Regions from separate parts of the Homo sapiens genome. Here region 2 is linked to region 1. A link is an interaction called in ENCODE POLR2A ChIA-PET data of the cell type or tissue named here. Cell type or tissue: IMR-90. All regions are shown on one strand. Links, peaks and the distances in the headings refer to the core of each region. The heading gives the core; the rest is flanking DNA.

What was found. ChIA-PET counts read pairs that join two places held together with the same protein. Peaks named below come from ENCODE experiments on the same cell type or tissue, not always from the same donor. Only the 100,000 strongest peaks of a DNase experiment are listed, where the experiment ranks them.
Region 2: POLR2A ChIA-PET joins it to region 1 with 7 read pairs; 2 of 35 experiments call an interaction of 5 or more read pairs at or near these places.

The regions. Positions count from the first base shown.
Region 1 is chr19:12,948,945-12,957,133 of GRCh38, reverse strand. It overlaps RAD23A (RAD23 nucleotide excision repair protein A), which reads right to left. Exons shown (of 9, transcript NM_005053.4): 6 at 7,975-8,053; 7 at 7,726-7,859; 8 at 4,281-4,445; 9 at 3,492-4,198. The coding sequence ends at 4,085. It overlaps GADD45GIP1 (GADD45G interacting protein 1), which reads left to right. Exons shown (of 2, transcript NM_052850.4): 1 at 1-271; 2 at 2,608-4,015. The coding sequence ends at 2,926. Among named protein-coding and RNA genes, the nearest start is that of GADD45GIP1, 4.2 kb to the left of the region's middle. RefSeq lists a silencer at 1-134 and enhancers at 1-435, 535-584, 3,428-4,627. In IMR-90, for the core only: no CTCF peak of the experiment used is centred there; a DNase peak (open chromatin) is centred at 4,123; H3K27ac peaks cover 1,800 bases.
Region 2 is chr19:14,300,634-14,304,633 of GRCh38, reverse strand. No RefSeq gene overlaps it. Among named protein-coding and RNA genes, the nearest start is that of LINC01842, 31 kb to the left of the region's middle. In IMR-90, for the core only: no CTCF peak of the experiment used is centred there; no DNase peak of the experiment used is centred there; H3K27me3 peaks cover 1,391 bases.

The DNA.
Region 1 (8,189 bases), core at 2,187-6,186:
CGCGGCCGCCCCCGCGCCGCAGGCCGGGACCCCGGTGGCCAGACCCCGAGGACCTCCTGACCCCGCGGTGGCAGCTGGGACCGCGCTACGCGGCTAAGCAGTTCGCGCGTTACGGCGCCGCCTCCGGGGTGGTCCCCGGTTCGTTATGGCCGTCGCCGGAGCAGCTGCGGGAGCTGGAGGCCGAAGAACGCGAATGGTACCCGAGCCTGGCGACCATGCAGGAGTCGCTGCGGGTGAAGCAGCTGGCCGAAGAGCAGAAGCGTCGGGAGAGGTGCGTGCGTGCAGGCAGACGCGGGGCTGCCCTCTGTGCCCCGTGGGCGAACTGGGCCCCAAACCGTGCCTACCCCTTCGGGGTCACGTCGCAGCATCTGCATGTTGTAGATTTATGTATACGCTCACCTGGCCGCAAAACAAACTCAGAATAACGTCCATTTAGTCATTCATCAGCAAGTTTTGTTTGTTTGTTTGTTTGTTTTTTGGAGACAAGAGTCTCGCTCTGTTGCCCAGGCTGGAGTGCAGTCGCAAGATCTTGGCTCACTGCAACCTCCGCCTCCCCGGTTCAAGCGATTCTCCCGCCTTAGCCTCCGGTGTAGCTGGGATTACAGGCGTGCACCACCACGCCCGGCAAATTTTTGTAGTTTTAGTAGAGACGGGGTTCCACCATGTTGGCCAGGCTGGTCTCAAACTCCTTACTTCAAGTGATCCACCTGCCTCAGCCTCCCAAAGTGCCGGGATTACAGGTGTGAGCCATCACGTCCGGCCATCACCACCAAGTCTTTACTGAGCGCATACCGTGTGCAAGACCCTGTCCCAGGCCGGGGGCGGTGGCTCGTGCCTGTAATCCCAGTTATTTGGGAGGCCGAGGCAGGCCCCAAAAGGGCCCTTAATATCAGATGGCGACAGCTGACAGGCAAGATAATACCAATGGTGACAGCCGACTAGTAGGAAGGTAAAAGAGTGAAGAGTGTGTGCCTGAGGGCAGCTTTGGTTTGGGAAGCCTCAGGCCTCTCTGAGGAGGTGATGTTTAAGCAAAGACCTGAATAACCAGACTTAGCTATGGGGCGATCTCTTGGGTAGAAAGTTTCTGGTAAAGGGAACAGCTGGGGCAAATGCCCTGAGATACGATATGCCTTAAAGAACAGCCAGGAAGCCAGTGTGGCTGGGGAAAAGGTGAGGGCAGGAAGGTGATGGGTCCTGGAACCAAGAGGGCAGAGGTCAGATACAGAGGCAGGTCTGAAGGACCAGGGGCATCTTTTTGTTGTTGTTGTTGTTGTTGTTTTGAGGCAGAGTTTTGCTCTTGTTGCCCAGGCTGGAGTGCAATCTCAGCTCACTGCAACCTCTGCCTCCCAGGATCAAGAGATTCTCCTGCTTCAGCCTCCCGAGTAGCTGGGATTACAAGCGCCCACCACCACACCCGGCTCATTTTTTGTATTTTTAGTAGAGATGGGGTTTCGCCATATTGGCCAGGCTGGTCTCAAACTCCTGACCTCAGGTGATCCATCTGCCTCGGCCTCCCAAAGTGCTAGGATTACAGGCGTGAGCCACCGCGTCGGGCCAGACCAGGGGCATCTCTTATAGATAATGCCACATCCTGGAGCGTGAAGGGGGTAGGTCAAGTGTGTTCCTGGTGTTTAATCTTCTTGTTTTCCTAATAGCCTTAAGAGGAAGAAGGGATTGCCCTAATTTTAGAGATGAGGAAACTGAGGCTTGGTGAAGTGAAGTCATGCGTCTGATCACCCAGGCAGGGAATCATGGAGCAGGGACTCCTGTTTCTGCCCCTCCTCAGCCAGATGACCATTATAGGGCTTAATTCTTTTACTTTTCTAATCCTTAAATGAGGCTGTCATAAAAAAGAACGAGATCATGTCCTTTGCAGGGACACGACGGGAGCTGGAGGCTATCATCCCTAGCAAACTAACACAGGAACAGAAAACCAAATACAACGTGTTCTCACTTGTAAGTGGGAGCTAAATGATGAGAACACATGGACACACAGGGGAGCAACACACACTAGGGCTTTTTGGAGGGTGGAGGGAGAGGATCAGGAAAAATGACCTCTAGGTACTAGGTTTAATACCTGAGTGATGAAATAAATCTGTACAAAAAAACCCCATGACACAAGTTTACCTACGTAACAAACCTGCACTTGTACCCCTGAACTTAAAAGAAAAAAATGGGGCTGTGACTGGTAGCTACAAACTCAAGGATTGGTGGGAAATGTCTTTCTTGCTTTCACTCCTGTGCCTAGAATTGGGCCTGGCCTCTGTACAGGAAGTGCTCAGCAATGTCTATGAAATAAAGGTGTGAAATTATCCATGGGAGTGGCACTTGGCTTGCTCAGTAGGCAGCTCAGTGAAATGCTGATTTGGCTTTGGCACCTGGGGTTTACTGGGGCTTGACATGCCCTTGTGATCAAATTCATGCACAGGTAACTTTCTCATCATCTCTTCCTGTTTCTTCACTTGTCAAGGGCTTTTCCTGACAGTTAATCTACTGGGGGAGTTGAGGAGGCAGGCTCGTGGGCAAAGGCCTATGGGTGAGATATGGGTGGGTGGGCTCTGCCCTGGCTGAGTGCCAGTGTCACAGCCCACTCTCCCTCCCCTGCAGGGAGCAGCACATCGCAGAGTGCATGGCCAAGATGCCACAGATGATTGTGAACTGGCAGCAGCAGCAGCGGGAGAACTGGGAGAAGGCCCAGGCTGACAAGGAGAGGAGGGCCCGACTGCAGGCTGAGGCCCAGGAGCTCCTGGGCTACCAGGTGGACCCAAGGAGTGCCCGCTTCCAGGAGCTGCTCCAGGACCTAGAGAAGAAGGAGCGCAAGCGCCTCAAGGAGGAAAAACAGAAACGGAAGAAGGAGGCGCGAGCTGCTGCATTGGCTGCAGCTGTGGCTCAAGACCCAGCAGCCTCTGGGGCACCCAGCTCCTGAGGCTTTGTCCCTTCCCAATAAAGCCTGCTACCTGGCAGTACCCCTGAAGAGATCTGCGTCCTCTCAAGGTGTGCCTCTCTGGGTCCCCTGGTTCCTCCCCCAATACTTAAGAGCTGGGGAATCCCCCACTTGGCTGTACTCAAAAGGGGACAGGGACTCTAGGCCCTGCTGACTAACTGGGGCTTCAGTGGGAGGAAAAGGGGGGTGTACAATGGGCAAATAATGGAGAAGCAGATGGCAGAAGAGAAGAAGGCTTCTGTTTACCAACATTCATCTCCAGTAATTAGCCAATTACAAGGCTGGTGGGGGGGGAAGTATAGCCAAAACAGACTGTGGTGATGATGGTGGGGGCCGGGGAGAAGCAGTCCTTGTAACGTTGGGCTGGGGTCCACTGCCTGGAAATGACACACTGGGGGAGGAGACACCGGAAGCCTCAATCTGCAGGGACTCACAGACTCCTCTCCCCCTTCCAGGCACCCGTCACCATGCCTGCCTGTGCCCAGCCAGCCCCCCAAGACCCAGACAGGTGGGCGCGGGGAGCCCCAGCAGGCACAGACCATAGGGCTAGTTTTTAAAACTTTATTCACTTCAAAACCTTTATCAGAGACACGGTTCTGTTCTGGGGTGGGGGTGGCCTTGACAATGAGCTGATGTTAGCCCTTCTCCAGGCTGGAGGCCAAGGCCAGACTGGGGAGGGGGCCTTGGGCCTTTCAGGACTTGCCCTAGATGGAAAGATTTGGGCCACTCCAATGGAGGATCAAAGTTGGGGCTCCAGCTTCCCCTCATCCTAGAAGAGGATGGGGGGGGGTCCTCAGGGGTTTTTCGGAGGATGGAGAGGCAAGCAGCCGCCTTTCCGTCTGGCTGCAGAGAGCTGGGACAGAGGCCAAGAGGGGCCCATCTGTCGCCTCCCAGTCCTGCCAGCTTCTCTGAGCAGGCTGGGCTGGGGAGGAGGACGGGGGGACAGCTGTCTGGCCCGGGAGATGGGAACAGGGGCCACTTTAGGAGGACAGGAAGCTGGACTGTTTGCTTGTTTTTTTAAGATTTTTGATTTTTTTTTCCATTTCTTAAATAAACATGAATATATATATATTTTTTCTTTTATAAAACTTTCATGGAATAAGGGTAGGGTGGGGGCTTCGGTGGCCTGGCTTCCTGGCATCACTCGTCATCAAAGTTCTGACTCAGGAGGAAGTTGGCAGCCAAGTTCTCATTTTTTTCACACGCGAAATAGGCCTGGATGACCAGGCTCTCTGGGAAGCCCAGGGCCTTCAACTGTGGGAAGATAGGTTAAGTGTGAGCAGGAGAGGGTAGGGGTCCTGCCCACCTGCAGTCACCCCTCAGCCAGGCCTCTTACCCTCTCTATAGCTTCTTTCTCCTGCGGCGTCACCTGGATGTAGTTCATCTGCGGGGCCTCCTCTCCTATGGCGCCCACCTCCCCCTCCACATCTGAGATGTCCGCCAGCTCCCCAGGGGGCTCGTTCAGCATCTGGATGAACTGCTCCTGGTGCCGGCTGATTTGCTGCAGGAGAGGGTGGGGAAGGGAAGGTAATTCACAGCCCTGGTCCCCTCCTCTCCCCAGGTCATCACAGCCCTTGCTTTTTCATTCAGTCAGGCAAATATCCAGAGGAGCCTGTTCTGGCCAAACACAACATAGCAGTCGACACAAGCCCTACCCTGGAAGAGCTGATGATGTGCTTTTAAGTGAGCCAAGAAATAAGCCGGGCACGGTGGCTCACACCTGTAATCCCAGCACTTTGGGAGGCAGAGGCAGGTGGATCACTTGAGGTCAGGAGTTCGAGTCCAGCCTGGCCAACATGGTGAACCCCCATCTCTACTAAGAATACAAAAAGTAGCCAGGTGTGGTGGCAGACGCCTGTAATCCCAGCTACTTGGCAGGCTGAGGCATAAGACTGAACCCAGGAGGCGGAGGCTGCAGTAAGCCACTGAACTCCAGCCTGGGCAACAGAGCAAGACCCTGTCTTGAATAAATAAATACATAAATAGGCTGGCTGCAGTGGTTCACACCTATAATCACTTCAGGTGATTCTAGACCAGCCTGGAGTTCGAGACCAGCCTGGCCAATATGGTGAAACTCCGTCTCTACTAAAATACAAAAATTAGCTGGGTGTGATGGCACGTGCCTGTAATCCCATCTACTCAAGAAGGCTAAGGTAGGAGAATCACTTGAACACAGGAGGCAGAGGTTGCAGGGAGCCGAGACTGTGCCACTGCACTCCAGCCTGGGCAAGAGACTCTCAAAAAATAAGTGAGTGAGCCAATAAATGAACCAGACAACTGCAAGTGTCTGGCTAGGAAGGAACTGCAGATGAGGGCTGGTGGAGAGGCCTGCAGTATGGCGGATGCAGAGGGTTTCCTCCAGGTAAAGCAAACAGCAAGTGCAAAGGCCCAGGGTGGATGCATCTGGGAAGTCTCAGAAACAGAAGCAGGAACAGAGTGAATGGGGCTGGGCACGGTGCCTCATGCCTGCAATCCCAGTACTTTGGGAGGCTGAGGCAGGCAGATCACTTGAGGTCAGGAGTTTGAGAGCAGCCTGACCAACATGGAGAAATCCCATCTCTACTAAAAATATAAAATTAGCAGGGCGTGGTGGCACATGCCTGTAATCCCAGCTACTCTGGGGGCTGAGGCAGGAGAATCTCTTGAACCCAGGAGGCGGAGGTTACGGTGAGCTGAGATCACGCCACTGCACTCCAGCCTGGGCAACAAGAGCGAAACTCCATCTCAAAAACAAACAAACAACAACAACAAAAAAAACAAAAAACAGCGAACAAGGGAAGGGGGAGGAGGCAGACAATGACACCAGAGAGGAAGGCCCAAGTCAGACCCATTTTCTAGAGCAGGGGGAAGCCACGGTGGTGACAGTTACATGGGAAAAGACGTGGTCTGTGGATCTTTTAGAAAGGTGAACTTGGCCGGGTGTGGTGGCTCACGCCTGTAACCTCAACAATTTGGGAGGCAAGGCAGGAGGGACTGCTTGGGCCCAAGAGTTCAAAACCAGCCTGGGCAACATAGACCCTGTCTCTATTCCCACCTACCAGCCCCCAAACCAAAAAAAGTGAACTCATCTGGGTGTTGGATTTAGGTATCTGGAAGTTCATTTGTTCATTTTTGTTTCTGTTCTTTTTGAGACACTCTCACTCTGTCACCCAGGCTGGAGTGCAGTGGGGCAATCTCGGTTCACTGTAATTTCTGCCTCCTGGGTTCAAGCGATTCTCCTGCCTCCACCTCCTGAGTAGCTGGGACTACAGTGGCCTGCCGCCATGCTCAGCTACTTTTTGTATTTATAGTAGAGACGAGTTTTTGCCATGTTGGCCAGGCTGGTCTAAAACTCCTGACCAAGTGGTCTGCCTGCCTTAGCCTCCCAAAGTGCTGGGATTACAGGCATGAGCCACTGTGCCCTACCTGGGTATCTGGAAGCTCTGATATAACTCTACCATTGTATGCATCTGATCATTTTCACATTAAAGAAGAAAGTGCTTTTCAGTCAGCCAGGTGTGATGGCTCATGCCTGTAATTGCAGCACTTTGGGAGGCCAAGGCGGGCAGATCATTAGGTCAGGAGATTGAGACCATCCTGGCTAACAGGGTGAAATCCCATCTCTACTAAAAATACAAAAAATTAGTCAGGCGTGGTGGCGGGCGCCTGTAGTCCCAGCTACTCGGGCGGGGGCAAAAGAATCGCTTGAACCCGGGAGGCGGAGGTTGCAGTGAGCCGGGATTGCGCCATTGCACTCCAGCCTGGGCGACAGAGCGAGATTTCCTCTCAAAAAAAAAAAGAAAAGAAAGTGCTTTTTAGTCATCTGCCTCATGGTTGAAAAGTGGACTGTGGGACTATGCAGTGGCAGAGGCCCAGGAAGAGGCTACCAGAGAGCTGGAGTGCAGGGAGGGGCTGAGTGGGAAGAGCAGACAGGACAAGGGGTAGACCCCAGCAGATCCCCAGGGCCTGGGGCTGAAGCAACCCCAAGCTAATCCTTGCAGAGATCGGGGAGGACTGGGGAGGTCTGTTCTAAGTCTTAGACGTCTAGTCTAGGGAGCACTTTGATGGAGAGTTAATTAAGCCAGCCATGGAGTGTGGCATTCAGAGAGGCCTGGGCTGGCTACATAGATTTGGGGGTTCCCATACAGACTGAAGGCCCCAGGACACTATGAGGGAGGGCTGAGTGCAGATGAAGAACACGACCGACCAGGAGGAGCTGGCAAGGGACTGAGAAGTGAGAGGAGAAGGGTCAGACAGCAGGGTCCTGAGCCAAGACCGGTAGGCACTTCACCGAGAACCCAGAGGAACCTACTTGCACCCAGGGGGCCACTCCCCCACTCTTCCTGTGAACCTTCAAGGGCAAGATGGAGCCTCACTGAGCAGAGTTGTCCCAGAGCCAACTGGGGCACAGCTGTCCTGGGTGACGTCATGCCACCTTACAGACATTTACGCAGCACCATCTGTATGTGAAGCCAGAGCCCCAGCCCAGGACCCCACCCCGAGGCAGGAGGCAGACACACACACTACCAGCTGCGTGACCCTGGGAATGACAGGCTGCTCTAAGTTTCCGGTGTCTTCTTCTGTGGGAGGTGATGTTGACAGCACCCACACCTTACAAGGTGGTTGGGAAGACTGAGAAACCAGGGGGGTCACCAGGTCACAGGAAGCACAGGGGCGTGGGGGAAGCATGTGCTTAGTCCTGCTTTCCGGACCTAGAACGATTCCTACGTGTTATGGACTCTGGTGCCCACAGGGAAGGGAAATGGTGGCTGCCCTAGCTCCCTCTGCCCTTGGGACCACACCTGTAAAAGCTGAGGGTTCTCCTGGCCCAGCTGCTGGAGCAGGGCGGGCAGCAGCGCAGGGTTCTGCTGAATCACCTGCCGCATGTTCTGGAACTGGGGCTGGTCCCGCAGGAACTCCAGGGGGTTCTCTCCTGCTGGTAGTAGGAAGGGGTGCAGTCAGACACCACGCCGGGCTCCTAGGAGCACTGCGGGGTGGAGTGTAATGTGAGTCAGGTACCTGGAGGGCAGATGCGGCATGTGCACACCCACCTGCTTCCGTGGCCGGCTGCTCCGATACCTGGCTCTCCTGGACAGAACCGTGTTCCGGCTCGGGGCTCCCAGGAATTCCCTGTCAGGGGTCCTGTTTAGTTCTAATGCACAGACCTCCTGCTGCCACCCTCCTCCATGCCCTGGCAGGACACAGATGAGGCCTCGGCCCTGCCCTCCAGAGGCCCACCCATCACTCACATCCAGCCTCCTGTGGG
Region 2 (4,000 bases), core at 1-4,000, 1.3 Mb before region 1:
GGTGACAGAGGGAGATCCTGTCTAATTAAAATTTAAAAAAAAAATTAGAAAGAAAATGAAGGCCAGGCATGAGCCACCACTTTAGGAGGCCGAGGCAGGCAGATCACCTGAGATCAGGAGTTCGAGACCAGCCTGGCCAACATGGTGAAACCCTGTCTCTACTAAAAATACAAAAATTAGTTGGGCATGGTAGCGTGTGCCTTTAATCCCAGCTACTTGGGAGGCTGAAGCAGGAGAATTGCTTGAACCCACGAGGCAGAGGTTGCAGTGAGCCCAGATCGCGCCATTGCGCTCCAGCCTGGGTGACACAGCGAAATTCCGTCTCAAAAAAAAAAAAAAAGGAAAAAAAGAAAAAGAGACACTGCCTCTAAAAAACAAATAAGTCTCTCTCTGTCTCTCTCTTTGTGTGTTTCTCTCACGCCTGTGGATTCTGTTTCTCTGGAGAACCCTGACTAACACAGCAGAACTTTACAAATTGTCTCTCTAGTCTGCAGCTACCCATTTTATAGATGAGAAAACTGAGGCCCAGGGAGGGGAATGGCTGCTCAGGGCCTCTGGAGTCCAGGACGCTTTCTGTTCCAATCCCACAGCCTCCCCCTTCCCTGTTTCCCATTGGAAGGAGCAAAAAGGGTTTAAACAGCAGAGAGATAAGGGAAGATCTAGAATCAGCTCCTCCCCTGGCTGGCTGGGTGACCCGGAACATCCACTCGCCCACTTGCCCCCTGGGTACCAGGCCCTGGGTTCAGTACCACAGAATCACTAGTGAGAAAGTGACTTCCTTTACTGAACTATCAATCCCTCTAATCCCTCAAAAAAAGCAAGTCTCAGGCTGGGCCTGGTGGCTCACACCTGTAATCCCAGCACTTTGAGACGCCGAGGCAGGGGGATCACCTGAGGTCAGGGGTTTAAGACCAGTTTCGCCAACATGGTGAAACCCCCTCTACTAAAAATACAAGAATTAGTGAGGCGTGGTGGCACATGCCTGTAATCTCAGCTACTTACGAGGCTGAGGCAGGAGAATTGCTTGAATCTAGAAAGTGAAGGTTGCAAGGAGATTGCACTATTTCACTCCAGCCTGGGTGACAGAGTGAGACTCTGTCTCAAAAAAAAAAAAAAAAAAAGCAATTCTTAGAGAGGTGCTAGCTAGCATGATTTTCACGCCCCTCCGATGCTTCCCAATCCAATTTTTTTTTTTTTTTTTTTTTTTTTTAGCCAAAAGAGCTGGTCCCAGCCTTACAGTCTTGACAAAGTATAGGGAGAATGTCATGATACTCTTTGCACTTTCATTATTTTTATTTTTCATTTCTTTTTTTTTTGAGACAAAGTCTCGGCTCTGTCACCCAGGCTGGAGTGTGGTGGCACAATCTCAGCTCACTGCAACCTCTGTCTCTTAGGCTCAGGTGATCCTCCCACCTCAGCCTCTCAAGTAGCTGGGACTACAGGTACATGCCACCATGCCCGGCTAATTTTTGTAGAGATGGGGTTTTGCTATGTTGCCCTGGCTGGGCTTGAACTCCTGAGCTCAAGCGATCCTCCACCCTCAGCCTCCCCGAGTGCTGGGATTATAGGCATGGGCTACTGCACCAAGCCTCATTTTGTCTATTTTATACTTGTTTGTGGCCACTCGTGGTGGTTTTGCATTCATGGCCATGAGAGAACATTCCTTTTGTGAGTGAGTTGGGTTAAGTTTCAAACCGAGTTAGTCCATTTTAGAAATAAAGTAAAATCGCTTGTGTGTAGCCTGGGACCCTGAAGAGCTTGCACCCAGCCACACTGGCCACACTGGCAGACTTACACAGCTGCATTCTGGAAGCAGTTCTTCAGCAATGGGGCACCCTGCAACTCAGCCTTCAGACACCTGGTCCCTTTTATTACTATTCTTTCTCTTTCTTTTGCTTTCCTTCTGTCTCTCTCTTTTCTTCCTTCCCTTTCCTTTCTTTCTTTCTTTTCTTTCTCTCCCCCTCCCCTCCCCTCCCCTCCACTCCCATCCCCTCCTGTCCTCTCCCCTCCCCTTCCTTTCCCTTCCTTTCCTTTCCCTTTCTTTTTCTTGACAGAGTCTTGCTCTGTCGCCCAGGCTGGAGTGCAGTGGCTTGATCTCAGCTCACTGCAACCTCCACCTCCCGGGTTCATGCCATTCTCCTGCCTCAGCCTCCTGAGTAGCTGGGACTACAGGCATGTGCCACCACACCTGGCTACTTTTTTTTTGTATTTTTAGTAGAGACGGAGTTTCACCATGTAGCCAGGCTGGTCTCGAACTCCTGACCTCAGGTGATCCACCCAGCTCGGCCACCCAAAGTGCTGGGACTTCAGCTGTGAGCCACCGTGCCTGGCTCCTTTTTTCTTTTTTTAGAGATGAGATCTCTCTCTGTTGCCCAGGCAGGAGTGCACTGGTGTGATCACAGCTCACTGCAGCCTCAAACTCCTGGGTTCAAGTGATCCTCCCACCTCAGCCCCCTGAGTAGTTGGGACTACAGTTGCACGACACCACACACGACTAATTTTTAGAATTATTTTTTGTAGACATGGGGTCTCACTCTGTCGCCCAGGCTGGGAGTGCAGTGGTGCGATCTCGGCTCACTACAACCTCCGCCTCCTGGGTTCAACCAGTTCTCCTGTGTCAGCCTCCCGAGTAGCTGGGATTAGAGGCACACACCACCACGCCCAGCTAATTTTTGTGTTTTTGTATTTTTAGTAAAGATGGGGTTTCACCATGTTGGCCAGGCTAGTCTCGAACTCCTGACCTCATGATCCACCCACCTCAGCCTCCCAAAGTGCTGGGATTATAGGTGTGAGCCACCGTGCCCAGTTAGCTTCTTGTATTTTTACCGGGCGCATCTGTCTGGCCTGCCTGCTGTGTGCTTGCCAAGGTGATGCGTTTGGGAAGATGGACGGAAAGTGATGAAACCAGGGGACCCTTGGGCTGCCTCCAGCCCAGACCTATTTGCTCTATTTTTATTTTTAGAGGTGGGGGTCTCACTCTGTCACCCAAGCTGGAGTGCAGTGGCATGATCATGGCTCACTGCAGCTTTGACCTCCTGGGCTCAAGTGATCCTCCCACCTCAGCCTCCTGAGTAGCTGGGACACAGGTGTGTGCCACCACACCCAGCTAATTTTTTTCTTTTTCTTTTTTTGTAGAGATAAGGTCTCAATATGTTTCCCAGGTTGGGGTCTCAAACTCCTGGCCTCCAGTGCTCCTCCTGATGCAGGAATAAGCAGGCCCCCAAAATTGGGGCTTAGGCTGGGTGGGTGACTCATGCCTGTAGTCCCAGCACCTTGGGATGCGAGGCGGGTGGATCATTTGGACCCAGGAGTTCGATACCAGCCTGGGCAACATAGCAAGATCCCATCTCTACAAAAATTACAAAAATTAGGCGGGTGTAGTGGCACAGACCTGTACTCCTGGCTACTTGGGAGGTTGAAATGGGAGGATCATCTGACACCCAGAGGTCGAGGCTGCAGAGAGTCGAGACTGCACCTCTGCATTCCAGCCTGGGTGTCGAAGACCCCTTCTCAAAAAAAAAAAAAAAAAAAAGCCAGGTGCAGCGGCTAATGCCTGAAATCCCAGCACCTCAGGAGGCCATGGTGGGTGGATCACCTGAGGTCAGGAGTTCAAGACCAGCCTGGCCAACATGGCAATATCCCATCTCTACTAAAAATACAAAAATTATCTGGGCTTGATGGCATGTGCCTGTAATCCCAGCTACTCGGGGAGGCTGAGGCAGGAGAATTGCTTGAACCCAGGAGGCAGAGGTTGCAGTGAGCTGAGATCGAACCACTACACTCCAGCAGCCTGAGCTACAGAGCGAGATTCAGTCTGAAGAAAAAAAAAAAAATTAGGGCTTAGCCCTGGAGGGTTCTTAGATTCACCCAAAAAGGAATTCAAGGGAGAGCTGGTGGTGTTAAACAGAAAATTTAGTGAAGAATCAGGGCTACCCAAAAGGCAGTGTGCCCAGAGTAGCAGCTCAGAGGTGCTGCTGTATTCACTCATATTTATATCCAT